Linked DNA regions of Homo sapiens: region 1 is linked to region 2. Evidence: chromatin loops called from intact Hi-C (ENCODE). Cell type or tissue: Caco-2. All regions are shown on one strand. Links, peaks and the distances in the headings refer to the core of each region. The heading gives the core; the rest is flanking DNA. Region 1 overlaps LINC00434 (long intergenic non-protein coding RNA 434). Region 2 holds the start of LOC105370228 (a long non-coding RNA gene).

Evidence for each region. A loop is a pair of places that touch in the nucleus more often than their neighbours do. Peaks named below come from ENCODE experiments on the same cell type or tissue, not always from the same donor. Only the 100,000 strongest peaks of a DNase experiment are listed, where the experiment ranks them.
Region 1: it touches region 2 in a loop (7-fold over the local background); 3 of 110 quality-filtered maps call a loop at or near these places.

What each region holds. Positions count from the first base shown.
Region 1 is chr13:60,222,078-60,237,775 of GRCh38, reverse strand. It overlaps LINC00434 (long intergenic non-protein coding RNA 434), which reads left to right. Exons shown (of 3, transcript NR_047022.1): 2 at 10,958-11,171. Among named protein-coding and RNA genes, the nearest start is that of LINC00434, 38 kb to the left of the region's middle. In Caco-2, for the core only: a CTCF peak has its summit at 11,051; a DNase peak (open chromatin) is centred at 11,045.
Region 2 is chr13:60,321,524-60,337,221 of GRCh38, reverse strand. It overlaps LOC105370228 (a long non-coding RNA gene), which reads right to left and starts at 8,797. Exons shown (of 3, transcript XR_942002.3): 1 at 8,654-8,797. RefSeq lists a silencer at 7,454-7,523. In Caco-2, for the core only: CTCF peaks have their summits at 7,202 and 7,406; a DNase peak (open chromatin) is centred at 7,461.

The sequences.
Region 1 (15,698 bases), core at 3,850-11,849, 99 kb after region 2:
TTGAGATGGAGTTTTGCTCTTGTCACCCAGGCTGGAGTGCAATGGCACAATCTCAGCACACTGCAACCTCCACCTCCCAGGTTCAAGCTATTCTCCTGATTCAGCCTCCGGAGTAGCTGGGATTACAGGCATGCCCCAGCACACCCGGCTAAATTTGTATTTTTAGTAGAGACGAGGTTTCACCATGTTGGCCAGGCTGGTCTCAAACTCCCAACCTCAGGTGATCCACCCACCTCGGCCTTCCAAAGTGCTGGGATTACAGGCATGAGCCACCGCACCCAGCCTGAAAAACTGTTAATGCATTGGAATTAGGAGATATCAGTGAGGTAGAGATGTGAATATACGTATTCACAGGAAAGGGAGAATAGTAGAAATCCTCTAGATACTATACATGGCTAAACAATACAAGACCTTGCTAGCTAAGTATCAAAAGATCCTACCTTGAGGCTTCCATGACAGGTTTCACCCTGCCTTCTGACATTTAGGATTGCCACTAAAAACCATAGCAGACTGCTGGAAGCAGAGGGACTTCTTGGAGGAGAAATGACTTATTTTCCTCCTCAAAATTCAGTGGAAGAAAGAAGGAATCTGTAAAGAGAAAGATTATGTAAATAAAGCTCTGAAGTTTTGCAGCAGCTCTCTAGCAAATCTGAACATTTAACTGCAGTTAAAATATTTTTTAAAGCACAGATATTTATGAAGTTTCAACAAATACTTCACAATGCAATTTTTTTCAAAAGCAAACTCAGTTTTTTAAAATGCTACCTCTTCTCAGAGATAAGAAAGACAGTCTTCATTGAATTAGAGCTTAAAGAGACCTCTGGAGCTCAACTAACCCATATACCTCCTGCTGGATTATAACCCCATCCTTTTTGTTCTGCCCCGGTGGGTGTGGAGAACAGATGGAAGTCATCCTCTGATCCGAATGAGCTCCAGGGTCTGCAGATAGAGTGCCTAGCCCCTACGCAGCCTGCAGTCATGCCATGCCTGATTCCCATCAGATCTCCTCCAGCTGATGTCAATATTGATGTTTTGTGGTTCACAAGCTCCACGGGCCACAGGCTTTTCAGACAATGCTTACCTCCTGGCTGGCATTTTGCTAATCCTCCTGAACCGTGTAGTTTGTGGACCAAGCTAAATGGGAAAGGGTAGAAATTGGCTTTCATCATATTCTGAGGATATCTGTGGGATGCACAATGGTCATATTTCACCCCTTCCTAGAGTATAATCATCTTTCAAACAAGATTGCTTCCTAAAATCACTTGTCCAGTTTCTATTCCCAGACTTCAAATGCCCTGCAGAAAGAACAGCACTATCAGTCTCCTGTTCCTCCTTCCTTGCCCCTTCCTTCTATGTGATCTATTAACCAGCCATCGAGTGGATTGACTGAATGACGCCTTTATTTGTTTGCTTTCACCTAACATGAGATGACTGGGCCCAAAGTGGAGAGTTCCACAGGAGAGGGAAGCCATGGACAGAAATAATGCTAAAATCAGGGAAATCTGTCTCTGAGAAATCCGAGTTCACATGTTTTATACCTGAAATAAACTGCAGGAAATCAATGAATCTTCATAAAACCACAGAGTGGGAACAGACTTTATAGCCACTTGTTCCAGCTGAATCCTGTTTACCATGAATACTCATAGGAGTTCTTAAGCTATAATCCACATTTCATTTACAAAAGCTTTTTCCTTTCCTCTTTCGATCCATAGAAGAAGCAAGTTTGTGTAGTACTGCTTTGTCCCTACAAGTTGTAATGTCCTTACCTTCTGCCTAGATAAGAATAGACAAAGTCAGTATTTCTTAAGCCTCCCAACTTACCTATGAGGTAGGAACTATTATTTTCCCCATTTCCCAGATGATAAAACTGATTCTTAGAGAGGTTAAGTGGCTTATTCAGGATAAGTCGCAGAAGCTAGGAGTGGCAGAACCAGGATTTGAAACCAGACTGTCTGATTCCGACTTGTGTTAATAATCTCATTTCTGAAAAAAAAAAATTGTAGTGTTTGATGCATACAAAATAATATATGTGACATCATGTTCTGGCTATCTCTTGTATGACCAACCATTTCCAACTTTGTGGCTTAAAACAGTGATGTACTAATCTCTCTCACAGTTCTGAGGGTTTACTGGGCTCAGTTGGGCAGTTGTCTCTTGGAGTTTCTCATGCAGTTGCAGTCAGATGGTGGCTGGGGCTGAAGTCATCTGCAGACTCAACTGTGCTGGACACCCATGATGGCTTCTTCACTTATATAACTGGTGTCTCAGCTGGGAATAGCTAGCCAGACATCCCTTGTCTCCAGGCAGCCTTTCCATGTGGCTGACTTGGGCTTCCTCACATGGTGGTGTCTGGATATTTGGACTTCCTGCATGGTGGCTTGCTTTCTCAGAACATGTGTTCTGAGAGGCCCAGGAGGCAGATACAAGGCTTCTTATGACCTAGGCTTAGAAGTCACACAGTGTCACTTCTGCTGCATCCTCTTGATTAAACCCCCAGGTTCAATGTGGGAGAGGACTATACAAAAGCATGAACACTGGGAGGCACCGTGCTTTGGAGAGCCATCTTTACAGACTGGTTACCAAATATAAGTTGTGAAGCATAATCAAAACACAAACAGCCATCAATCCACCATTCAACTAGTGAAACAAAATGTTATCATCACCATTGAAGATATTATGTATTTTATCCTTAGCCAAATCCACTGACCTCTACAAGTGGTAATGCTGTCCTAAATTGTGTAGTTTTATTCCCTTGCTTTGTTGAAAAACAATGTGTGTATATAACTGTTTAATTTTGTTCACTTTAAAACCATATTTGAATGGTATCATATAGTATTGTCAACCTAAATAACAAACAGAGAGAGGCTATCTAAAAATATTTAGTTTAATCAGGAACAAATAGGGCATTGCAACGTGGGACACATGCTGTGACAAATCATACGCACATCCAGGAAGGCAAAGAAAGACAAGCGTTTTTAAAGGTAAAATGAGGAGGGTTACATAAGTTGTGAGACAATTATCCTTGGCTACAAGGATCAATAATAAGGGTAGCATCGGTCCAAGACTGGAGAGGCATTTGCTAGGCAGATGTCCTCACAAAAGTATTTTCTTTTTCTTTTTCTCTTTTTTATTTTGGCAGGGGGCGGTGTGCAAGGTTGTGGTGGTTTTATGCAATCTTATGGGTTTGGCAGAATCTTTTGTGATAGTTTCTGGCAAATATGTGTAAGCATCCCCCCACTTCATGACTGCCTAACTCCATTTTGCCAGCGTCTGACATAAGTCAGTCCATTTTGATACCAACAACTTTCACAGTATGTAGTCTTTCATTACTGCTTTTTTTTACTCTCAAAACTCTATAGTAGTCCCCACTTATCCACAGTTTTGTTTTCCGTAGTTTCAGTTACCCATGGTCAACTGTGGTCCAAAAATATTAAATAGAAAATTCCAGAAATAAACAATTCATAAGTTTAAATCACATGCCATTCTGAGTAGCATGATGAAATCTTGCACTGTCCCACTTCTTCCCAGCTGGACACAAATCATCCCTTTGTCCACCATATCCACACGTCCATGCTACCCACGTGTAAGTCACGTAGTAGTGGTCTCAGTTATCAAATCAACAGATCATAAGAAGAAGGCTAAGTACAGTAAAATAAGATATTTTGAGAGGGAAAGAAAGAGAGAGATCACATTCACATAACTTTTATTACAGTATAATAGTTATCCAATTTTATTATTAGTTGTTAATCTCTTACTGTGCCTAATTTATAAACGATAAACTTTATCATAGGTATGTATGTATAGGAAAAAAACATAGGATATATAGGTTTCAGTACATCCAAGATTTCAGGCATCCACTGGAGGTCTTGGAATATATCCCCTGAGGATAGGGGGACCCCTGTGTTTGTAAGATTCATCTATTTAATTGCATATAGATTTGATTCATTCATTTTCACTGTTGTAGCAAATTCTCTTATGGGAAAATACCACAATTTATTCTCCTATTCATCGATATTTGGGATAGTCTTTTTTTTTTGCTACTACACACATTGCTACTATGAACACTTTTCTACTGTTTCCTAAGGTACATATATTAGATTTTTTTCTCAGACACATACCCAGGAGAGGAGGCTGGGTCCTGAGTTATAAAGAAAATCATCTTTTAATCAGTCTCCCTGTCTCCAGGATCACATCCCTCAAGTCTGTTCTCTACGCTCTTTGCAGAGTGATCTTTCTAAAATACAAATCTGGTGTTACTCCCTTACGCCAGGGTCTTCAGTGGTTCCTCACTGACTATACCAGTGGCTCTCAAACTTTTGGGTACACTAGAAGCACCTGAGGGGCTTGTCAAATACATGTGTCCTGATCCTGCCTCTGGAGATTCGGATGCTGTCACTCAAGGGCAGACGCTTGTGTTTTAATAAACTCCTCCAAGTAATTCGATTGCATACTAAAATTTGAGTATTACTGGATACATCATTAATGTCCAAATTCTTACTGTAATGCAAAAGACACTGCACAATTTGGTCCCTGCCTATGACTCCAGCCTTATGTTCGGCCCACCTTGTCAAGCACCCTCGAATCTAGCAAAGCCAAAGGGCTTGAAATTCCTGGAATGCCTATTTCTGTCTCTAGCCCCATCCCATCTATTTCTTACTGTGGCACGTGTAGCTCTTTATTATTATTTTTTTACTGCCAGTCTTTCTCAGGGGAAAGTTGAAGAACTTTTCCTATTGTCATTTTAGCTTCAACATCTTGCATAGTACCTAGGTGCTTAAGGAATATTTATCAAATTCATTGATTTTTCCCAAGGTCACAAAACCAGTTAATGATGCATCTGGGATGAGAACCTACAGTTCCTTTTTAGTCCAGTGACCTTTCCACACCATGCAGTCATAATAACCAAATATCGCATTACTATAGTGCTCCTAATATCTGGACTAAAAGAAGAATGACCCTTCATTCCCCTTAGGAAAGGAGTACAAAATCGGTCCTGAAGGATTACACTGAAAAGAATATCCTCCTTTCAGAAGTACAGGTTGAGCATTTCTAGTCAGAAACCTCAAATCAAAAATGCTTCAAAGCTGAGCACAGTGGCTCACACCTGTAATCCCAGTACTATGCGAGGCCAAGGTTGGCTGATCACCTGAGGTCAGGAGTTCGAGACCAGCCTGGCCGACAAGGTGAAACCCCGTCTCTACTAATAATACAAAAATTAGCCGGGTGTGGTGGTGCATACCTGTAATCCCAACTACTTGGGAGGCTGATGCAGGAGAATCGCTTGAACCTGGGAGGTGGAGGTTGCAATGAGCCAAGATCATGCCATGGCACTCCAGCCTGGGTGACAAGAGTGAAACTCCATCTCAAAAAAAAAAAGAAAAAAAATGGTTCAAAATAGGAAACTTGTGGAGTACCGACATCATGCCCCAAGTGGAAAATTCCCCAACTGACCTCGTATGTCAGGTTGCAGTCAAAACTTTCTTACACAAAATTATTTTAAAATATTGCATAAAATTAGTTTCAGGCTGCGTGTATAAAGCGTGTATGAAATATAAATGAATTTCATGTTTAGACTTAGGTCCCATTCCTAAGATATCTCATTGTGTATACGCAAATATTCCAAAACTAAAAAAAATTCTAAATTCAATAATACTTCTGATCCTATCATTTCAGAAATACTCTACCAGTACATGTAAATCCTTGAACCTCAATTTCTTCCCAACTGGACTAAATTATGGTTCTCCAAATAATACAAAGTTTGTTTTTGTTCACTTTAGTAAATAGCTTTGAAAATCTACCTTTTTTTTTAATACTTTAAGTTCTAGGGTACATGTGCACAATGTGCAGGTTTGTTACATATGTATGGATGTGCCATGTTGGTGTGCTGCACCCATTAACTCGTCATTTACATTAGGTATATCTGCTAATGCTATCCCTCCCCGCTCCTCCCACCCACGACAAGCCCCGGTGTGTGATGTTCCCCTTCCTGTGTCCAAGTGTTCTCATTGTTCAATTCCCGCCTATGAGTGAGAACGTGCCTACCATTGTTTTTAAAGGTTGCCTTTGGAAAAGTCATAGAGGTTTGTTTATTTTGTCACCCATCTTGTTTCTATTTGTTTTAAATTTATTTACCTTCAATTACTTTATTAATCTTTTCTGCACTATTTATAACTGATTCCATTGTTTTAATAAACTCAGGCAAACCATGTGTAACCTATTCAAAACTATCCATATTTTATTATGCATTTCTGGGAGGCCTTTTTTGGAGATTTCCCATAGATCAGAATATGAATGGAATTGTTATTGTTGTGTCGTTGGACTTGGCTTCTAGCTTTAGAATTCCTTCTAAATGTTTTTTCAATCAGACTTCTAGGGTCTTCTATAGTTTAATGTTCTCATGCTTCCAAATTTCTGCTCTTTTAGAAAAGCAATGTTGTATGCAACTTCAAATAAAATATAAACAACAAAAAGATTTATCTGAAAACTCATTTAAGGTGATTATTGGGTAAATGAAGTTAATCTCATGTTGAAATAAGCCAAGATATTTCCATTTAGCAACATATCCTATTTTACCGATATGAATTATTGCCCTGACAGTGAGCCACAGCAGACAACTTGAGACAAGAATAATTAATTAAAAGATACATTTCTTGAAGCAGATGACATTGACAGAGTAAGAAATAAGCAAAGCAGGAAGGCAAAACAGAATTTACAATCTACAGATGAGGCACTAAAAAAGCTCAGCCCTTTCAAGTGGTATAGGTATTTTCTTCCGATGAACAAAAATGCAGAAGGCAATTCAACCCTTTAGAGGTCTGTTTTTCATCAGCTTTGATCTGAAAATTGAGACAAGTGTTTGGAGTACTGTCACTGATAAGGAGGAAAGTGAGGGCTGGAAGCATAGTCGAACAGAATGTGGTTACTCACACCCTGAGCGATTAAACACTCACTGCATTTTTTAAGGCAAATTCCACAAGTCACACAGTTTCAGAAATCATTACAGGGAAAAAGAACACCACACTCAGTACTTTCATAAGAGCAAAAGCTGTCATGACCACAGAATACCAAAGCATAAGCTGTGCACATATTCCCAGTTTCATCTTTAGTTTCTCTTATTTGTTTCTAGACACTGTTTTCTCTGCCACCGACAGTGTTTACAGTCTCTGACTGTCACATAATGAAACAGAAGCAGAAAGCCTTTATTATGGTGTTCATACTTTGGAAGACACCAACATAGCTAGGTGCCAGACTTGCTTTTGTTTTATTTTATTTTTATTCTCTCTCCTGGAGAAGTTTATTTCCTTGCTCTGAGGATCTGAAGAAATTTCAGGTCAGCAGATTGTTAGTAATTAAAAGGTCAAATTAATAAATCCAGTTGCATGGTTGAGACACAACCCAATGGGACCTAAATTATTATAGACATTTGCTCCTAGAAGAGGAAGAGCCATTCCATAAGCCCATCCATCATTGTAATTCTAAGACTTTTTGGTCCGGGCAAGAGTGAAACTTCTCCTACTGGCCTGGATTGAGCATGTGGAAAATCTGACCATTTTATTCAGTGCCTCTAAGGCTGGGGCAAGATCTCATCAGCAGCTAAAAAACAGAAACTTCTGACTTAACCATAGTGCTTTAGTTTCCTCCTTATTAGCAGAATGCGTGAAATCTCTTTAGAGTTGCTCTCTTTCTGTATCTGTGCTAAATGACTGTGCATGTGTGACAAAGTATAGTTAATGAAATCATTTAAACATTACTCAGCACCCACTATGTGGCAGATACTGCAAGGCACTGGAGACACAAAGAAGAATGAAACATAATTATCCCAGGCCTCAAGCAGTCATGGTCTAGTGGGGGGAGACAGATCTGCAAACATCTAATTACTATATAATGACATAATGTGGAAAATGCTGTAATAAGAAGTACACAGGGAGCTGTAGGAGCATAGAGGAGGGATGAACTCATTCCACAGGGTTTCCAGGAAAAGGGAGACTGGGACCATGTGACAAAGATAATGATATATTTATCTGCTGAGCCAGAGTTCTCCAGGTAGAGGAGTAGAAAGGCACTCCCAAAAGAGGATCTAGCAAAGACCAAAGCTAGTTGAATGTTTGAAAATATGTTTAGGAAACAACTGATTTGGAAAGTTTGTTATCAAGGGACCTCATTCAACAGGGGAAACCTTGGAGAAAAGAAATAATCCCCTTTCTACCGGCACACAGAGGAGAGTAGATGAAATAAACATTAGAGTTGCTTTGAAAAGGAAAAGAAGTAGAGATGGTTCAAAGAAGCAACAGACAGTGTGATGGGGAGGGAGGAGGGTAGGATAAGGTAAAGCCAGTCCCAGATGGATGCCCTCATGTTTCCACATTGTTTCTAAGTCCATACCTTTATCAGGTGCATTTTATTCCATTTTTACACACGTTCCCCTAGCCACCTGGTCTCTGAAGCAGCACTGAACCCCTTAAGTGACAGGGTTCAAAGATGAAACCGGATTCGGCCATGCCCCAGGGATGGTGTTATCTAAATCCCAAGAGAGACATAGACTAAAGGTCCCCTCAAAGAACAAAAATAAAAGGGAGACAAAGATTTCATCAGCCAAATTTGGGATCTTGAGGAGGAGAAAGGCTCTCTGGACAATTGAACTCCTGTCAGAACTGGGGAACAAAGCAGAAGCTTGTTACCTAAAAGACCAGGAACGTTCAGCCAGAAACTAGTGATACGGATTAATTTCCAGGATATATGTTTTTTGTTTTTTGGGTTTTTTTGAGACAGAGTTTCGCTTTTGTTGCCCAGGCTGGAGTACAATGGTGCAATCTCGGCTCACCGCAACCTCTGCCTCCCAGGTTCACGTGATTCTCCTGCCTCAGCCTCCTGAGTAGCTGGGATTACAGGCATGTGCCACCATGCCGGCTAATTTTGTATTTTTAGTAGAGACGGGGTTTCTCCATGTTGGTCAGGCTGGTCTTGAACTCCTGACCTCAAGTGATCCGCCCACCTTGGCCTCCCAAAGTGCTGGGATTACAGGCATGAGCCACCGCGCCCAGCCCCAGGATATACTTTTAAGTGAAAAAGCCAAATGTAATCCTAGGATGTTATGTACATCCTAATGTGTATAACATAGTATTAAAAAGTACACACATAAGGCCAGGTGTGGTGGCTCATGCCTGTAACCCCAGCACTTTGGGAAGCTGAGGTGGGTGTATTTCTTGAGCCTGGGAGTTCGAGACTAGCCTGGCAACATGGTGAAACCCTGTCTCTACAAAAAATACAAAAATTACCAGGGTGTGATGGCATGAGCCTATGGTCCCAGCTACTCAGGAAGTTGAGGTGGGAGGATCACCTGAGTCTAGGAGGTCGAGGCTGCAGTGAGTCGTGATCATGCCACTGTACTCCAGCCTGGGAAAAAGAGTGAGAATCTCTAAAAAAAAAAAAAAAAAAAGGAAGAAGAAAGAACGAAAAGAAAAAAAAGAAAAAAGGGAAAAGAAAATATACATGTATCTTCTTATTTGTGCAAATAGAAACATAATAAGAATAAACTTGAACTAATGAGATTGGTTACCCAAAGGAGATGGGTAGGGACTCAATAGAAAGAATGGGAGAGCAGGAACAAAGGAGAAGGGCTAAAGGGAGGTGACATTTCTCTGATTATACCTTTAGATATATATGTATATGTATATATATATATGTATATGTATATGTGTGTATATATATGTATGTATATGTATATATATAGATACATATGTACACACACACACACATATGCTTTGACTTTTGGTATCATGATCACATTAGTCATACTGAATAAATAGTCAAAATGAATTAGGAAGTAGAGAACATCGAAAATGAAATACAGTAACAAATTTGAAAAACAATGTTTTGACTATATTTTGTAAGGCTAAAGACAAAAAAAAACTGTTCACAAATATTGTTAGTTACTGAATTTGTTTTTCACTGGAGTATGAGTTAGCAATTCAGTAACTACTTTGTGTATGTTCTAGGACTGCTCAAATAAATATATTGGGGGTAATGAGAGTCTGGTTCCTCACTATTGGAGACAGAGATGGGACAGGCTTGAATGAACACTGAGGTGGTGGTTTGGAATCTGAGGTATCAATGTGAACTTGTGTTTTTGATATATTTGAGATAGCTAGAGATAGAAAAAGATGTAGATGGATGTATGTGGAACTTATGTATGTGTATACATGTATATATTTCTCATCTGTTTTCTCTGTGAGCACCTAGAAACAACATCACCTTGGCAAATGAGCCCCACCAGCACTCAGATCTCATTTTCATTTTAAAACCATTCTCTAATAAAAGGAACCAGTGCTCCTTGGCTGATTCCAGAGTTGAGGAAAAAAAAATACAAGGGGAGCCTGAAATATCTTGTGATGCCAGAAAGTAAGGAAATGATAAAAAATTGATGAGTCATGTGAAAAGGACACCAGAGTCCACTTGAGGGAACTCCCCATGGTCAAAGCTGGGAAAGGCAACAAAATAAATGAGACTAATAGATTATAACCTACTGATTACAATAAGTATTCATGAGTCCACATTGATAGAAAGACATACTGTTTTCATGTGGACCTTTATTTTCTACAATATCCTCATCTATAATAACGGAATTAGTAATGTTTATCTTGCAATATTGTTGTGAGGATTCATTTGGGAGAGGGTTTGAAAGAACTATTTAAAACACATAAAAAGTGCCTAGAAATGTTAATTGACTTCCCTGCCTTGTTCTCTTAGTACACAGTCATTTTCCTGGAAAACCAGACTATCACAATTTTGAAGCTGAATCCCTGGTAGAGTTTTGATTTAGTTTTAGAAATATGGTGTTAATCACTTTTTAGCAGCCTCCTTCAAAATGAAACCTTCTACCCATTGACTTGTCAGTAGTATTTAACCTAGAATAGTCATTAGGAATTCATCATCATTTCCCTATGCATTCTGCCTTCAGCTTCTTCCCTCCAGGTAAATTGCAGACGTGATGCTCAGAATTAAACTGTCAGGATGCTGCCATTCTGCTGCATGCTCCGGACAGCTGGCCGTTAGGGAGCACTGCAGGCTTGGAAGAGGTGACTTGTCTCCCTGTGTACAGCCCTCTGGGTAGAGCAGCTGTCATCTAAATACAGATGCTGATCTCCAAAAGAAGTTCCAGTTTGGTTACAGAGGTAATTTCAGCATTTTTCCTTTCTCTCAATATTTGAGTGGTCCATTTTTAGGATTGTTTAGAAGAGCTTCAATGGACCTATTTTCCTACCTATTTTCTATGGGTATTGTCTTCCCCTTCAGGTAATATGATCCTTGAAGGCAGAGAATGTTTCTACTTTTCTTTGCTAATCCCTCAGCATCCAATTTAATAATCTGCACACTAGACTTGATGCTATCAATCCAGTTATGGGTGCAAAGTAATCTTAGGAAGCAGATACAAATCCAATCCTCCTTCTGTTAGAGGGAGATAATAATACCTGCTTTTTACCTATCATACAAAGATGTATGTTCAAATCATTTTTTTTTAAGTTGGAAAAACATACTATGATTTGTGTGTAAGTGCTTTAGACTCTCTGGCATAAAGACAGTTAATTTGTTGATAACACTATGATGTTACTTATTCAACAAATATTTATCAAGCATTCATGTTAGCCCTGGTATTGTGTTAAATAGTGAGGATAAATAAAACTCAGGGCAAATAAAAGACTGTAACATCTGTCCTCAGTGAGTTTATAGTCAAATAATACGTGACAGATGTATAAATATGTTCAGCAAAGTGCCATAGTGTATGTGCTATGACAGCCATCTGTACAAGGCACATTGAGGCACAAGGAAGGTCAAGACATTCTACTGAAATTATTGAGAAAGGCTTCACAGAGAAGCTATCAATGTGAGCTAAGTTGGAAAGACAACCTAGCAACAGCATGAAGAACAGGTAAAAAGGAGAACTGACTGTAAGCAAGGAAACCAGTTATGAGACAATTCCAAGAGTCCAGGCTGGAGACAATGAGTCCTGCAGCAGCGACAATGGCAGCAGCCAGCACTCTGCAGGTCTTGTATGAAGAGCTCAGTGAATATTTGTTGAATATGTGAGGAATATCCAAGGAAACTGAGACGATAAATGTTGAAGGAGTAGGTATGACAGGAATTAATCATACAGTCATTTAACAAATGTATGTTTTGTCTCTACTAAAGATTGAACACTGTTCTAGGGGATGAAAATATAGTTAGTAAGCTAGACCCTGGTTTCAGGGGATGCACATTTTAATAGACAAGAAAAATGAACAAACAAAATAAGTCAGGTGTGTATAAGTGCTAAGAAGGAAAATGAAGCTGGATAGGAAGATAAGAGAACAGTAGGGGAGTAGGTTACTAATTTTATGTGGGGTGGTTAGGAAAGGGCTCAATGACAGATATTTCTATCAGTAGACAGATGAGCAAAGGAAGGTGGGGAGCTGTGTATCTGGAGGAAGAAAGGTCCAGGGAGAAGCAGGAAGGCTAGCATTTCTGGCACAGAGGAAGCAGGAATAAGAGAAGCAGAAGGTGAGGGCAGAGAAGAGGAATACACTGTGATAATGTGGGATGTCATTCCAGGATCACAGGTTGTCCCACAAGTCCTGTGTGCAAACCGTAAGTGAAATTCTGAGGGCTTCTGTTGGCAGCTCCACGGATGCTGGAGGTGGTGTCTTTAGGAGTACTCAGGTCTCTAGCCTTTGAGGAAAAGGAATACTCTAGAGTGGCTTCATGCTTCCTTGTTGAATTCCTGGTGCCATTCAACGAGATAAATAGTAGAGGTAAAGCCAGCCAGAGCGGTGGTGAATGAGCTACGTAATGAGTGTGTTAAGATATGTTGAGGTTGAGGTGTCTATGAGTGGCCAAGAGGGGCTGTCTAGTAGGCTGCCTATATAAAAATCTGTATCCAGGAGAGACTTCAGAGCTGGAAATAAGTGTTGTGTGCTTGTTTTTGATAGTTCTCTCATGGGAGTTGGTGTGGTCGTTGAAGGAGGGGTGAGGGAAGCAGAGGATGATGCTAGCACCTGACGATTGCCAACGTTTTAAGAGAGGGCAGAAATAAATGAGATTCCAAGTAAGACTGAGAAGGAATGTTTGGAGGTAGAAGAAGGAATAATAAAAAGTGATATCATAGAAGTCAAAAAGAAGAGATTTCTCAAAAAGACTGGAGTGGCCAGGTGCGGTGGTTCATGCCTGCAATCTCTGCACTTTGGGAGGCCACGGTGGGCGGATCACTAGAGGCCAGGAATTCAAGACCAGCCTGGCCAACATGGTGAAACCCATCTCTAATAAAAAATACAAAAATTAGCTGGGCATGGTGTCGTATGCCTGTAATCCCAGTTACTCAGGAGGCTGAGGCAAGAGAATTGCTTGAACTCAGGAGGCGGAGGTTGCAGTGGGCCGAGATCGTGCCACCACACCCCAGCCTAGGTGACAGAGCAAGACCCTGTATACCTCCCCCACACAAAAGACAGGAATAATGAACATTGTGCATTGAAGAAATGCCAAACGGGAGGTAAAAACATAAAGACACTGAGCACAGGTTACTTTTTCAAGGAACTTTGGTATAAAGGAAAATGTGTGGGATGTTAGCAGGAGAAAAATCAAAGGAATTGAAATGAGGCAGTTCTTCCTTTTGTTTTTGTTTCAAAGGTGGTTGGAACTTTAGCAAGTTTGTAGGCTTTGGGAAATGAATGCCTATACAGAGCTAGAAGCTGAAAATTTAGGAGAGAAAAGAAAGAGCTAATTGAGCAAACTCGCGGGAGACAAATGAAAATGGGAAGAAAGGCATTCCACTTGGAAGCCTGGTTCACTAGTGGGAACAGCACCCTTATCCTAAAGTCTAATCCTGTCTTTATTTCAGATTTTGATATTCTATGAATCATGGGTTTTTTGCATTAAGTTTAATTTTTTAAATATATTAAATTAAATACTATTTATCTTTATCACAGAGTTTTTTGGTCCTCTGAAATTTTACAGCAGAACTCTTACACACACACATACACACACACACACAGACACACACACGCACACATATATATATCCCTTACTTACCAATGAAAATGTTATTAGGATTAATTATTCAGGAATAAGGTTAATAATTAGACAAACACTAAGGACTGGGGATGCAGGACATAGGTGGAGGTGAATATTCTCTGGGGCTCAGGGCCTGGACTCCCAGGGAGCAGCAATACTGTGACTTCCCTGGTGAAGGAAACGAAACAGAAAGGCACCACACAAGGGATCCCCTCTACGGATGGGCCTGGCTTTGAATGTGAGCACATTGACAACAGCCATTAGATGTTCACTAAATCATTCTTCTGTGACCTGATCCCAGGATCTTCAGTAAAGCTTTCTATCAGGGACAAACTACTGCCCAGAAAACATATAGCAACTAATGAACTCATATTATTACCAAATTATGAACCCATGCAGTGCATTTCCTTATTTTAGTACATTCTTTTCACAAAGCACAATTTATGTCCCTCCCCTTGTGATAGCTTTTTCTCCATCTCTGACTGATATATTCATGCAATAGATTTATGAGTTTCATATATTTACTTATTTTCTAACAGCATAAAATTCTACCCACATAGTTGATTGGCATCATTTTTATTTCTTGTTGAAACCCAATTTAATTCTTTATTGCTGCTGATTTACAATTTTCACTGGTGATAAAGAGAGAATGAGGGAATTCAGTTGTGAGTATCAAGGCTCACAACATTATAAAAATAGCTAGTTGATGGCAAAATGTCTCACTAGCCAGTCATGTAAACATAAGTAATTGTTTTGTCAAGTATTGGCAAAGGAATTGACATCTATTTATACTCTCGTTGTCAATGGTGTGATGGTAAACATTTAACAACTAGTTCTCTTGAAATAAAAGCCCTATTTTTTTATGTTTGCCAATTTCCATGGTGTAAATGCTCATAGTTGATTTCAAGCTACCCACCTGACATCGCTGAATGTGGAGTGGAAAAGAGTTGCACACTTTTACATGATATTTCTACCATATAGATAAAATGAACATAAATATTGTGTATAGATTGTTGTAAAATGTAGTAAAATCACCAAGATGTGAAGAGTTTGGATTATTTGTTACCTTTTTTTAAAAGAAATTTATTTAATTCTAAGGTTATACAATTTAATTTTTAATAGTGGGATGTATTAGTTTGGTGCAAAAGTAATTGCAGTTTTTGCCATGACTTTTGATTACTTTTGCACCAACCTAATAAAATAAAATTCCTAAAAATATAACAGTCAGCTCTAATGAGGCTGTATTGTCCAGCTTCAGCATACCACTGTTCCTTCTAACTTTAATGAAGAGAGTTAGTTATGAGGAGACAGATAGGAAGCACATAACTTCTTATTTACTATAATAGCAGCAGCTCTCAGAGATGGTGGCTGCCTGCTTTGAAGGAACAACAGAGAAACTGAAAACACAGTCAAAGAAGCTTTCCATGCAAAGGTACAACATTGAAATATATAATCATGATTATCACATACTATGAACAATTCATAACGCTTTGACACATCTAGCTTTGCGCTACGCAAGTAGGTCCTTACTATTGAATCTGCCCAACGTAGCTATTCTGCCAGGTAGCTTTGTTTAGGATATGGAAATGTTTTTCCCTTGTAGATTTATAAAAACCAAGGATCCCACTCTAGAACTGGAAAATGGGGGCTCATCCTAA
Region 2 (15,698 bases), core at 4,320-12,319:
AAAAAAATGACAATGAAAGCCCAAAGGACATTCAATATGAAACCAAATTATTATGGCATTAAAGGATCTAAGTTAAATCCATGAAGGCAAGAAAATTCAAAGCAAGGTTTTAGGAGTAAAATTCCTTTAGTTTCATGCCTCACCGCATGTACATGACCACTTCTGTTGATATATAGCAAGGAGGAGAGGCAGTTAAATTATTTTGCTGATGACAACTCCTATGGGCCATTACATAATCAAGAAACAAAATATTGGTAATAGGAGTGGGATCATAAGGGAATGATCAACTTTTTTTTTCAAATGAAACCTTTCAAATGAACCTACTCTTCTCCCATCTTTTCTTTGTCCTTAGTATTTTCTTCAGCATACTTCCTGGAAGCTATCTTTTTGGCCAACAGAATGATATCACAAAAAATGAGATTCTGTTTCAAATGCTATTGCCATCTCTTTACCTCACTTAATCACCTCCCACCCCCAACCATCACTATTTCCCTGATTCTGTCTCATCTTCATTTTCTATCAGCCCCTCCTAACAAAAACAATCTTTCTTTGTTCTTTTCATTTGGCCCTCTATAAAACCTCAAATACATGGGCAGCATGGTGACTCACACCTGTAATCCCAGCACTTTGGGAGGCCGAGGCAGGCAGATCACTTGAGGTCAGGAGTTCGAGACCAGCCTGGCCAACATAGTGAAACCCCATCTTTACGAAAAATATAAAACTTAGCTGGGTGTGGTGGTGTGTGCCTGTAGTCCCAGCTACTTGGGAGGCTGAGGGATGAGAAAGGTTTCAACCCAGGAGGTAGAGGTTGCAGTGAGTCGAGATCGTGCCACTGCAGTCCAGCCTGGGTGACAGAGTGAGATCCTGTCTCAAAAACAAACAAACAAACAAAAAACACCTCAAATACAAATTCATTCCCTATATTAGTGCCTTCACCAGATCTCTGTACTATCCTGATGAAAATGTATAACAATTTCCAACATACATACGTGTGGGGTGTTTCAATAAGAAAAGCAGTCAAGGACAGTGCTCCTGAGTCAGTAGGCAAGTAGCCACTTTTGTCTGTTTAATCAGATCATTCCAAGGGCCTTGAATTTCCTTGTAATGTGCTTCACCTCTCCTCTCCATTGTGGTTAGCAACATCTTTGGTTCAATCATATACACAGCTTTGCAGTTTAGAGCATCAGACATAATGTTTTTCTCTTCTTTTTCCCTTTGGAATAAAAATGTTCTGAAATTTGGTAGTTCCCCTTGCACAATTTCAACTCAATATGTTACCCTTGCCTTTCTGGCTATTATCCAGGCTACAGAAATATTTAGGCAGCTGGGAAACCCATCTAAATTCTATTTTTTAACATTAAATCTAGCTAACAGAAATATGCTGATTAATCTTTATTATGCACAACTTTTAGCTCTATATCCCTTTCCCCTGTTATATTTCAACTTACACAAATAAATTAGTGTAATGCAGTTCTGCATCTTTTTCACAAGATGGCACTATACGTTTCTGTATTTATTATCAAGCAAGGAAACAATGGAATTCTAAAAATTTATAGTTTAAATTACATAAATTGTAGTTGAATATTAAAGGGAAAATAATAGCACAAAAACTATATGATGATCTAGTTTTCTTTAAGATATTTTAACTCCCTTTTAAAAAGTAATCAGTGAAAATTAGAATGACCTCAAGGAAATTTGTGTTTTTATTTCTTCCTGGTTTTTAATATCTATTAAGTCAGGGAAACCTTTCCTCCTTTAGAATAATATGATATGGTATTTTCACTGGTGCAGTGATGCCAGACCTCTACTTGGCTCTACTTTCTTGATTTAATTTTTCTAATAATGTAATAAATACTTACTTGGAGAACAACTATTCCAATATTATTAATATATAAAAAAATCAGATTTTTTTCAGAAATATGGGGGAAATCATAGAACTATGAATTCAAATTGGATTCTTAATGACATCTATGAGCATGGCCCTATAAAGAGTAGATTTTTTTTTCTTTTTTTTAATTTAAATAAAGATGGGGTCTCACTATGTTCCCCAGGCTGGTCTTGAACTCCTGCCCTCAAGTGATCCTCCTGCCTCGACCTCCCAGAGTGCTAGGATTACGAGCATGAGCCACCATGCCCAGCCAAGAGTAGACATTTTTTAAAAGAAGATATAAAGAATGAAAGTAACAGGAAAAGTTAAAGAAGTTAAGGGAATGCATAATTATTTAATTCTTCTATGTCTAGGCCCTGAGATATGCATTTCAAGTAACTATATGGAATAATAATAATAGTTAACACTCACTGAGCTCTTACTCTATGCTAAACGCTATGCTGGGTTCTTTGCAGAGGTGAGCTCACTTAATTCTAAAGCCCTATGGCGAGGTTACTATTATTGGCCACATTTCACATAGGAAGAACTGATCCTTAGCTAAATTATCCATCCATTCATTTATTCCTTCAACAAGTAATTGTTGAGTCCCTACAATGTGGCTTGAACATCTGAGTGTGGCACAGTTGAAATTTAAACCCCGAATCTGCTGAAACCAAAGCCCCAAACACTTCTGGTTAATTATAGAACTATAAAGAATAAATTTCTCAGATAAGCCTAACAGGAAATTCCACAGTGAAAAAGAGAAACAACTGCTATAAAATGAATAAGCAAATTGACACACTATCAAAAACAGTATTCTTCTCTTGTTTTGTGTATTTTCCTTAAGATTGATTTAAAGCTCCTTTATACAAGGTCCAATTCAGCCAAAGTGTGCTATAAACCTTAATTATATAACAATTCAACAACTATTTCTTGAGCATCTAATCTGTACCAGAGTGAAAATTACTTTTGTGGTAAAGACAAGAAGACCTGGAATGACATCCAGTCCAAATGGTGGACTAAGCAGAAGGGGAAATCCTTTTCACTCCTCCAGAAAAGCAAAAAATCAAAAAACATAGACATCTAGATAGGACATTTAAAATATTTTAATAGCATGTATCTAAACTAAACACTAAAAAAAAAAAAAAAAATCCAGGTTGCATAAATGAAGAAGTCTCCAAGTAAAGAGGAATTAAAGCTTCATTGCCTATGAAGTACCAGGATACCATAATTGAGGCTTTAATACTTTGTAGAGATAAGACTCAAAGTGCAGAGCCTGCACACAGCAAGAACTAGATTCATTGCCTAAAGTGAGAAGCCAAGGAAGAATTTTCCTGCCATGAGGCCAGTAGACTTTAAACAGAGCCCAGAAACAGCCCATCTGGTTGGGGATATGGAGGAGTCTACATGGAAAAGTCAAATCTATGCTCAGGTGAAAGTATCTAAATTTACATTATTCACATTATGCAGAAATCTCAAACTGGAAAACATGATAGTTCAGAACCTCAATAGAGGCTATGGGAAAATTTCCTAAGGGAAACCTCTAGGGCTCATATGATACTGCTAGGAAAGATAACTTACAGAAGGTGAATGCATAAAAAGAAATTATAATATATAAGAGAGTTTAGTGGTAAACAAGAAACCCAACAAAGTGGAGATTTCACAACTATGACAATACAGCAATCTAAAGGGGACTTTAATATAAACATATTTAAGATGTTCAAAGATATAGGGTTTTTGATGAGTAAAACTTTAAAGCTGAAGGAATTTGGACCATTTAAGAACAATAGAAAGGAAATAACAGTCACTTAAAAATAAACCTTTGATAGACTTGTTAAATAACGGTTTAGATACAGCAGAAGAAAAAATTAGTGAATTGAAGATAAATCTTTGAAAATAAACCAGAACACAGCACAGAGAAATAATAAGATAGAAAATGTGAAAGAGAAGTTAAGAGAAATAGAAAATAGAATGAAAATATTGGGATAAGAAGATAAATGGCTAAGAGAATTCCAGAATGAAATGAAGACATGAGACCTCAGACTAAAGAAGCATACTTTATTCTGAGCTAGATAAATGAAACAAATCCATTCTTAGACATATAGTGAAATTGTGGGATAAAGTAATCAAACTTACAAGTCATGAGAAAATCTTAGAAATAACCAGAGAAAAAACAGATTAACTTTTAAAGTGGACTATCAGCATGAGCACTGAGTTTTCACTGGAAAGAGATGTGTTTTTTTTAAGGGCTAAGAGTAAGTATAGTAAGCTAAATTTTATTCTAAAGTGAAGGCAAATTGAAGATACTTCAGATTTACTGATACCATCTAAAAGAAGCATAAGTTGGTCGACCTTTCCCTCTCACACAGCAGTTTTCTTTTGAACTGAAATATTGCCCAAAGTGGAGGGGAAAACTGACAAGTACAGTAAACTCCACTTCTAGGTAAGGGAATCTGTAATATTTCAAGTACTGGGAAGGACTTCCTCTTTTACCACCTGCCCTGCTAAAAGAGATTTTTAGTTGTCTTCTTAAGAAAATTCCTGTTACCTAAAAGAAAAAATAGCTTTGATAAACACCAACTTTTGTTTCAGTGAGAAAGATGCTGAAGGAACCATAGGATTTTGACTTCAAGATGTCCAGAATAAAGGCTTTCCTTTAATAATTTCATGTACAGCTATAAACCCAAAATATTGCTTTCTCTCCAGCTGGTATACCCATCCTTGGGGCAGAAGATTAGGGACATGCAACTTTTGGAATTTTAGATTTGTGGCAAGCCAATTCTTCCTTGTGTAGGTCTGTCCTGTGCATTGCAAGTTTAGCATCTCTGGTCTCTACCCACTTATTGCCAATAAATCTCCCACCCACACTATTTTAAAAACTAAAAATTTCCCCATATTTTTGGAAGACCGGTTCTGTGTCACCGCAGAACTAATTGCTTTTCTTTTCCAGTAACCTCCAGAAATACCAATTAGCTCAGTGCTTATCTAAAGATAGCACTTACCGCCTTCATCAGCCATCTTATCACCCAGCCATTTAAACAAACTTGGCTGCAACCAGAACAGCAGTTTTGCTCTGATTGGTGCTAATTCCCAATCTCTGTCCAATTATAGCCAATGCAATCTACAAAATACAATGTTCCCTAATGAATCAATCATATTAAAGTCAGCTCAAGTTATGAAAACTCATGTTGTAGCAGAGAAGCCTGCACTCCTGAGACCTCTGCACACTTTTTGTTCCCCTGTACATTGGCAAATCTTTCAACTTGTTCTCAGTTCTGAGCTCTGAGTACAAACCCTTTCCACCTCTTACCCACCCACCTAGAAATCGAACCTCAGATTCATATTGTGTAGAATACATTAGGTCAGAAGTCTAAAGAAATCAGTATTTAAGCCCATTTGAAAGTCAGTGAGAAATTTGAGAAGAGAAGCATTACTTCCCTCCTGGAGACAGAGCACTCTCAAAATTATAAATAAATAAGAGGCAGGAAAGAGTGAAATGTTTCCTGCTGAACTCTCTCCTTCCACCCCTCCTCCTCAGGCATAATGGGACCAGGCAAGTAAGGAAACCAGGGAGAACCTTAGAAACTGTGTGTTCTCTTGTTTTCTCTTTTGGGTGTGGTGAAAATCTTCAAATAGGAAATCAGTTCTATTCTTTTATAACACAACGTTTTCTGATAAAGAAAAATATTCTCTCCTATTAGAAGATATAATGAGAAAAATGTGATCAGTAAAGACAGTTAGTAACAAAGTGATGAGGTAAGAAACGGGCTTACTTTAGTGGACAGGGCTTTTTGGAGGCAGCAGACAGGGCCTTGTTGAGATTGAGCTGCCCTGTAGCATCACAGGCAGAAAACGCAGAGGAGATCCTCTGTAAATGCAGAGAGGAAATGCAGCAAGGTGTCAGACTGCACCTGAGGCTTAGGAGGCAGCCTGCAGAGGACTGACAATGGACAAATCAGCAGCCCAGAGAAGGAGCAGCCCGTTGGTGCTGTGCTCCACAGATAAGATGGGTGTCCAGGGGAAAATATGCAGGAGAGCAAAACTGCAGAAAAAAAGAAAATTATGCTCATATCAGGACATTCATACACAGGACAGCAAGGACTAAATCCAAAGATTTATATCTTCCTTCCTTCCTTCCCTCCCTCCTTTCCTTTCTATTTTTTTTTTTTTTTTTGAGACGGAGTCTTGCTCTGTCGCCCAGGCTGGAGTGCAGTGGTGCGATCTTGGCTCACTGCAACCTCAGACTCCCAGGTTCAAGCGATTCCCCTGTCTCAGCCTCCCAAGTGGTTGGGATTACAGGCACGTGCCACCAGGCCCGGCTAATTTTTGTATTTTTAGTAGAGATGGGGTTTCACCATGTTGGCCAGGCTGGTCTTGAACTCCTGACCTCAAGTGATCCGCCTGCCTCAGCCTCCCAAAGTGCTGGGATTACAGGCGTGAGCCACTGCGCCTGGCCAAAGATTTATATATTCATCCATCCATTCCTTCATTCAAGGAGTCTTTAGGAAGCTATAATTCCATGCCTGGCAATGTGCAAGGTGCTGCCCCAAAGTGAGCATAATAAAATCCCCTTTGGAGTTTGGCGAGGAAGACTCACAAATAAACAGACACAAAACAATGTGATCAAGTGATACAGAAGAATACAGGATGCTGGGGAAAGAATGGAGTTTTCCTGGGGTTATAGAGAAGGCTGGAACATACTTCACAGACTGTTTCTTTCAAGGGCGAATAGAAAAGCCAAGATGTAAATGTATAGGTCCAGATGCTGACGTGTAGGAACTGCAATTCATTTACAATGGTCAGAACCTCAGTTGTCTATGGGAGAAGGTGGGGAGAAGGCTAGAGAATAGGCCCATGAAAGGCCTGCCATGTAAGAAGTCTTGGCTTCATGTTGTAAGAAATTCAGAGAAAGAGCTTCTAAACTTGGAAAATCCTGTGGTCTAAATGTTTCCATACCCTGAGAATTCATTTGTTGAAACCTAATCCCCAATGCAACAAAATTAAAATGTGCAGCCTGTAGGAGGTGATTTTTCAAGAGGGATTCACCCTCATGAGTGGGATTAGTGCCCTTAAAAAAGAGGCCTAAGAGAGCTCGTTTCCCCCTTCTACCATGTGAGGACACATAGAAGGCACCACCTCTGAGGAATGGGTACTCACGAGACACCAAATCAGCTGGCACCTTGATCTTGAACTTCTCATTCTCCAGAACTGTGAGCAATACATTTTTATTGTTTATAAATTACCCAGTCTAAGGTATTTTGTTATAGCAGCCCAAATAGACTAAGACAGAAAACATGGCCAACATTTATTAATGATGCCCAACACTCATTTCCAACTTCCTTCTTCCTTGCTCATCTCTCCCTCTCTAGAAGCTGGAAAAAAACAAAACAAAACAAAAAACAACAAAACAAAACAAAACCCATATATTTACTTTCCTGGTCTCCCTTGTAGCTTGCATGACCATGGACCCAGTTCTGGCCAACGTGACCTGAGAGGTCTCATGGGCAGGCTTCTAGGAAAGGTTTCTCTCTCCCTGATAAACAGGAACAGGCCTGTGGGAGGAGCTCTCTCACCACTCTGGCCTCACTCTTGCTTCTTGTCTTTAAATTTTGAGGCCCGAGAATGTGGTGCCTGGTGCTGCAGGGATGTCCAAGATAATCACAAAGACATCAAGCAAGTACCCTAAAATCTGGAGCTGCTGATCTAATCCTCAAATCATATGCCTCCAGGCTTTTGTTACATAAACAGTAAGAATTCTTATGGCTTAGGTCAATATCAGCTGGAGTTTTCTATTACATGCTGCCCAAAACATTTCTAAGAGAGTTAATAATTTGTAAGTAGTTACTAAGAATTACTACAATGTGGTATTCATAAATTAAATTAAACTTATTTTGGAATTTACTAGGGACTCTAAATTAACATTCTACTGGCTTTTAAACAAATTTGCAAACTGCTCACTATTTATACATTGCAGATACTTGAAATTCTTTCTGCTTTTTGAAAGTACCCTTTATCATCAGTGTATCAACAGTATTATGTTGGGTTAGTCATAATTTTCTTCACTACTAGTCTTACTCTTTAATTATATAGGACTGTTCACTTCATCATTATTAATCTAGTTTATTTTGCATTCTTTGGTTAAACTTATAGTGTAGGCTTATTTTCATTTGATCTATAAATTTCCAAATAATAGACTTTACTTCATGTATACATTGTGGTTCCAAATAGAGCTCAACAATGTTGCTACTGATAAAGGAGTAACTCTCAACAAAAAGTTATTTGTCCACGTTTCGTTGGTGTTAGGCTACCAGCGGATTTGTGATTTTTTTTTTTTTAACTTACAATGCTATCACGGTGTCATATTATTACTGGATTATTTTTAAGATTATCTATGAAATCATGCTTATATGTTACGAACAATTCATGTGTATTATGAAATGCAAATGTTTCCTAGTTTCCTCTTTTCCCCTTTCAGGGAAGCATTCTCCAATCTATAAGGGTTGCCAGGTTTGGTCTTACATTTCTTTGGAATACTCCTCTAAGACTGCCAAACAGCACTGCTAATCACCTCGTGGAACTGTGACCCACGGTCCACTCAAGAAGCTGATGCCGTCTTCCCTGAGGGCACCATGTTCCTTTGGTCTCTTTAAACAAGCACATCACACACAGCTAAATGTAGATTGCTCTAGTAGAGCACTAGCAGAGTAAAGGATAAGTTTCTAGCTAACATAAATTTTTTATTTTGTTATCAAAAGGAAAGACACCTTTTGATAACAAAATACCTACCTTCACAAAGAGGTCAGTCTTCCTTCATAGCTGCCTTTCCTGCACACAGAGGAAGTCAGGTCTCCTTACTCAGTTCTCTCCCTGTGGAACTCTCTTCTTCTGGGAGCATTACACTTCTTTACACAGTAAGAGACCCCATTTTCTGGGTTTTTTTTTCCATCATACAATACCCCAAATATAAAACTTCTGTCAGGTGGTAGGGGTCAGGTTCTATTTTCATGTGTAAAAATTGATATAGATTTTCTATTCTGAGTTTCTGTTCCTGTGGTTTCTTCATCTGTAACAAGATAATAATAGTAGCTATCTCAGAGTGAATAGGAAGATTAAGTAATAGCTCATGTCTTCTAACAGTGACAGGCACATAGAAATAGCTACAGAGGAATTTGTTTTAAAAAAATCATGTGATGTTCCTTTGACTAATGTATCTAACTAAGATAGGTATATCTCTCCACGACAACTACCAATTTTTTCGGATATGGAATGGTCAAGTCCTGTGCTGGGGCTGTTAGTCTATTTAAACAAACGAATAAATAAGTACTAACTGGTTCAAATAGTGCACTTCCAACTAGCAAAAAAATAGAAATGCAGGGAAAAAAACTGAGACTAGAAATGGGCATTAGATTATTTTTAAAACAACATAAAAAGAAACTAATGAAATTAAAAGTGAAATAAGAACGGGAAATATAGTAAGAAAACACAGAAGAACAAGAAGCAAAGAGGAAGAAAATCAAGTTGTTTGTTCCAGGAAGCAAGCTTCAGAGTTAATGAATATAGTTTCCCGTGGATTACAGCCAGGAGAAAATTAACAGTTTAGGTAACAGCCAATCCTCACTGGATGTGGAAGTCCAGGAAATTGCCAAGGCAATAGCAGCTATTTATGACATTTTGAGAAGAAGGGATACGGGGAATTTCTCGTTATTAAGCAGCTGAGACAATGGCAGAAGGCCATCAAATAGTGGAGGTGAAGAACAGAACATGTCCAAAACTCAGCAGAAATGCAGTTACCAGCCATACAAATGTAGGGGAATGCTCCAAGTGTTTGTTGAATTCAGTTGGGTTGAACAGTAAAAGAGATGTAAGAACAGTGGGGAAAAAATGTGGAAATGAAAAGAGAAACGAAAGGAGACGCTGTGGGCTTTGCATCTTCTGTAAAGATGGGATGTGGCCTTTAGTGCCAAAAGAAAACTTGGCTTTGAATCCTGATCATATGTCACTGGACAAGTTAACTTAAATGCTTTGAACCTCAGCTTCTTCACCTGCCAAAAGGAGGTAATCCTAGAGGATTGTTATGAATTTAAGTGAAATAATGTTATGTCATTTCTGCCTGTTCTGTTGTTAGTGCTCCATAAATTTTAGACCTCTCCCCCTTTCTGTAGCTTTCTAATATTCTAAAAAATATTAAAAATATTTTTATAATGGAGAATTCAAATATTCAAAAATTAGAAAGCATGAAGCTGAAAAAAATTAAATGGTGCTGTGTTTGGACAATTAAAAGTAAAAAATAACTTGAAAAATCTGAGGTTTATTTCAGCTCTGTAAAATCAAAGAATTACATTACTAAGCATAATCCTTCATGTTGTGTATATTGATATATTTAGGCTAACTACAGAATGTGATTGACTTTATATTCATAATATATATATAATATAATATTAGCTCAAGCTCATAGATCTGACTTTCTAAATTACACCTTTACTTGAATTTCTCAGAGACATCTCAGATTGCATGTTCAAAACCAACCTCCTGATCTCTCAACACACAGATCTTTGTAGGGTTTCTCAGTTCAATACATGACACCATGTTCACATATGAAACACTCAACCCAAGAGGTTTCCTTGATTCGTCCAATCCTTCAGCCTCCACATCGAATTCAGCTTTAAGTCCTTTTCATTCTACCACCAAAATCTGTCCGTTATTCTTTATGTCTTTTGCCAACCTCTGCTCTAAGCCACTCTCATCTCTAGCCTGGAATAGCGCAATAGGCTTTTTTTCCTACTTAGCTTCAGACATCCACTTTAGCTTGTTTATATCTATTCCTCACATAGCCACAAGGGTGATCTTTTGAAAACATACGTTCCCTTTCAATTTAGAGTAAAATCCCACTCCTTTGCAGGGCCTATAAGGCCCTAAATGATCTGGCCTATGACCACCACTTCCTCATTTCATACCATTCTTCACCAGGCTCACTGACCTTTGACAGTTCTAGAACAGTCTACACTCTTTCTATTTTAGGGCCATTGTATTTGCTATTCCCTTTATCTGGAAACCTCTCTCCCAGCTCCTAACATAGCTGACCCCACTTTCTTTCGTTCTCAGACAAGCCTTTTCTGAATGTCCTGTGTAAACAATTCCTCGTTTTTACTTTCAATCACGATCACAACCTGTAGTTATTTATTGATTTATTACGTTAGCTTTTACTTATCTGTTTATCCCACTAAAATTTAGGCTATATCAGGGTAGAGACTGTGTTTATCTTTTTTTTTTTTTTTTTTTTTTTTGAGACGGAGTCTTGCTCTGTCACCCAGGTTGGAGTGCAGTGGCGCGATCTCGGCTCCAGGTTCACGTCATTCTCCTGCCTCAGCCTCCCCAGCAGCTGGGACTACAGGCGCACGCCGCCACGGCCGGCTAATTTTTTTGTATTTTTAGTAGAGACGGGGTTTCACCGTGTTAGCCAGGATGGTCTCGATCTCCTGACCTCGTGATCCGCCCGCCTCGGCCTCCCAAAGTGCTGGGATTACAGGCGTCAGCCACCGCGCCCAGCCTGTGTTTATCTTATTCTGTGGTGTAACCTTTACAATTACATTCAGGACTTCCTTGCTCTATAACTATGTGCAAAATAAGTACGTTTTTAGTGAATTTCCCATGTTTCCCTTTCTGCTAATGTGTATGTGTAGGTATATACATATTTACACATACACTCAGTGGTTTTTTGTTTTTAAAGTAAGCCCACCGAGAGTATAATCAAAATTTTTCTTCTATTTTCCCATTATTTTTTAAATATTTGCATTTTGTTGTTTCTGTGGTTATTCAAGCCAAACATGAAGATTACTTTCTCCCACAATAATTAGCTCCTTCTGGGAAAACTTTCTGGAAAAATTCTTTGTAGTCTTGCCCAATTTGAGCTCTGGTCTTATGTTAGCTTTTTTCTTTCACCCCTTATATTTCATCTCAACTGGCAAAAATATTGATTGACAGCTTAAAATCCATGTCCCTCTCTTGGAGCAGGAATTGATACAGGGATTAGGAAACCCCAGCACAGGCTAAGAAGTCCAACTGGCTGCTACAAATGTGAGGTCCTAAAGAACACCCAGGCCAGATGCTTAAACATATCTCTTTGCTAATAGCTTAGTACAAAGAAGAAAAAGGGTCCCTTGCTAGATACCATATTTCAAATGGTTTTAGAGATGGGATTTAAGGTAATGAAAACAGGTGAATAAATACCAATTTTTCTTGTTGAAAATACAGGTGGTTCTTTCAAGTGCAGCTGCTGTGTTTTAGGGGAAGATACTAGAAATATATTTTTCTAATTTCATTATTCTGAAACTTGATTTTTCTTTGGAAAAGTTTGAAACACTACATAAATGCAAGATACTAGGACAGTTGTTAATATTATTAATATTGACATTATCATTTGTATTAGTTATCTATTGCTGTGTAACACGTTACCCCCCAAACTTGGTAGCTTGAAACAACAGTTTTTGTAAAGTAGGAATCTGGCCATGGCTTAACTAGGTCCTCTGCTCAGAGTCTCACAGGCTGCAATCGAAGTGTCAGCTGATCGGCAGAAATCTCAAGGCTCAGGGGAGGAAGGATCCACTTCCATGTGCACACATGTGGCTGTTAGCAGTATTCATTTCTACCTGGGCTTTTGGCTGGAGGCCACCCTCAGTTCCTTGCATTATGGGCCTCTCCATAGGGCAGCTCACAGCATAGCAGTTTGCTTTATAAGAGCAAGTGAGCAATAAGGCAAGTCAGAGTGCTGCTAAGATGGAAGTCACAGTCTTTTATCATCTAATCTTAGAGTGGCATCCCATCACCATTGCCACATTCTGTTTATTAAAAGCTAGTCACAGGGAGGGGATTACGTGAGAGAGTGAATATTAGGAGGCAGGGATCATTGGAGACCTTTCTGGAAGCAGTCTACTATCTCATCATGACTTCAGATATACTGAGGCAATGTCATATTGTACTTAAGAGCACAGGCTTTGAAGACAGAGGAGATTGAGTCCCAGAACTGTTATTTATTAACATGTGACTGGACAAGTCACTTAACCTCTGTAAGTTTCCATTGCCTAATCTCTAAAATTCATGCATACTCCACAGAGTTAGAGGAATGATTAAATAAGACATCTGGCCAGGTGTGGTGGCTCACACCTGTAATCCTAGCAATTTAGGAGGCCGAGATGGGCAGATCACCTGAGGTCAGGGATTCAAGACCAGCCTGACCAACATGGTAAAACCCTGTCTCTACTAAAACAAAAAACAAAAAACAAAAACAATTAGCCAGGCATGGTGGCGGGCGCCTGTAATCCCAGCTACTCAGGAGGCTGAGGCAGGAGAATCGCTTGAACCCAGGAGGCAGAGGTTGCAGTGAACCAAGATTGTGCCACTGCACTCCAGCCTGGGCAACAGAATGAGACTCCACTTCATAAATAAATAAATAAAACATCAAAGTCAAGCACTTAGTACAGAACTTGGCACATAGTAAATACTCAATTAACATTGCCAATTATTATAGGTATGATACGAGACCAGACAAGTGATGGGGCCATCAATGTTTTCTTAATTGCACATCACTCCTTTATTATACTGATATGGAAAAATCATTTAGTATATTATACTAAAAATGAACATTGGGCCCATGTGGCAGGGCTAAGCAATTAAAACATGATTCAGAAATAAGACAGTGAAAAACACACTTGGACATGATCAAGGGGCATTACTCTGCCACAAAACAAGGTGGGGAAGATATTCTAAAACACACAGCAGGATGCATTCTTACCCCTTAGAAGTCAAGGAGCTTATCCCATATTGGTGTGGGACTATTTCTAATACTTTCTAATGATTTCGTGTGGGACTGTTTCAACTACCACTAGAAACCCCAGAAGGGCTTTTGTTTTGTATCATTATATATATACATGTATATACATGCATCATTTTATATATATATACACACACATATATATGTATCATTATTTATATACATATATATATATAGAGAGAGAGAGAGAGAGAGAGAGACAGTGTAAATATAGCATATAATCTTAATTTAGGATTGCCCTCAACCTTCTGGAGCCAGCTCCTCTAGAGTCAGGAAGGAAAGAAATAGTTATTTTTTTACATCATCAGGCAGGTTACATTTATCTTTCACTGGAGTGACTAAAGCCCCCTAAGGCAGTGGCCTGGCTACAGGAGAGCACAAGACTGGGGGGCAATAGGCTTTCTTGCTTCTCCTCATTGGTCATGCCTCAGCATGGTTCCCTCCCTAACCCCTACTTAAGCAGGTTCTTAGTAAACAAAGCACTAGCAAAAACCCGAGTTACTACCTCAATATTACCTTGAAAAAGAGGAGCCTTCCCTCAGCTTGGACTGAGAACCCAGGCCCCAGAGGTGTCATTCTGACTAGACTGTATGAAGGAAGTAGGTGCAGGAGACAAAATGGCTAAAATAAAAATGGGAGGCACCAGTCCCCATCTGCAGCTACAACTTGAGATGCCTGCAGTTGTGTTCAGTGTGGTACCTGCAATGGGCTGGGCAGGGAGGGTGTTCCTGGGGATAGTAGCCTGCCTGTTGGCCTTCACTTCTTGGCCTAGCCCTGGCAGCCATGGCTTCCTTAGCTTTATCTATGGAAGTTAATCCCCCAAGAACTGCATGGGCTTAATGGGCTTCCAGATCTTGTCCAATACTTAAACAATGGGAATACCAGTCAACAGGTTCAGCTCCATGATGGCCTCTTCAGGGAGACTCTCCAGATGCTTGTCAAGGAGACATCAATATTAGAAAGGACTCTTTAAAAAAAAAATTTTTTTTTTTTGAGACAGAGTGTCATTCTGTTGCCCAGGCTGGATTGCAGTGGTGCGATCGTGGTTCACTGCAACCTCCACCTCCCAGGTTCAAGCAATTCTCGTGCCTCAGCCTCCCAAGTAGCTGGGATTACAGGCACGTGCAACCACACCCAGCTAATTTTTGTATTTTTAGTAGAGATGGAGTTTTGCCATGTTGGTCATGCTGGTCTCAAACTCCTTAACTCAGGTGATCCGCCTGCCTCAGCCTCCCAAAGTGCCGAGATTACAGGCATGAGCCACTACATCTAGCCTACAAAGGATTCTTATGTGAAAAACCCAAGCCCTGGGATGATGGGATGATATCAATATGAGCTCCTATAGCAGCCATCTCAACAATTCATCATTATATCCTATGGATTTTACCTCCAAAATATACCTTCAGTTTACAGCTTTCTTCCTCGTTCCTCAGACACTTTCTGTCACCTGCATGAGAGCAATGCCCTCCTAACTGGTGTCCCTAATTCCTCTCCTGAAGGACATCCACTGAAGCCTTCATATGGCAACCAAGGTGATCTTTATGGTATCTTAAAAGACCAAAGCGGCCGGGCGCGGTGGCTCACGCCTGTAATCCCAGCACTTTGGGAGGCCGAGGCGGGCGGATCACGAGGTCAGGAGATCGAGACCATCCCGGCTAAAACGGTGAAACCCCGTCTCTACTAAAAATACAAAAAATTAGCCGGGCGTAGTGGCGGGCGCCTGTAGTCCCAGCTACTTGGGAGGCTGAGGCAGGAGAATGGCGTGAACCCGGGAGGCGGAGCTTGCAGTGAGCCGAGATCCCGCCACCGCACTCCAGCCTGGGCGACAGAGAGAGACTCCGTCTCAAAAAAAAAAAAAAAAAAAAAAGACCAAAGCACTCTCCAGATTTAACACCTTTCAATGGCTTGACCTTTTACATGAAATCCAGGTATTTTAATCTGGTCTACATGGTTCTATCTTTCCAACCTCATCTTTTCCCTACTCACCTTCCCCTTTATACTGAG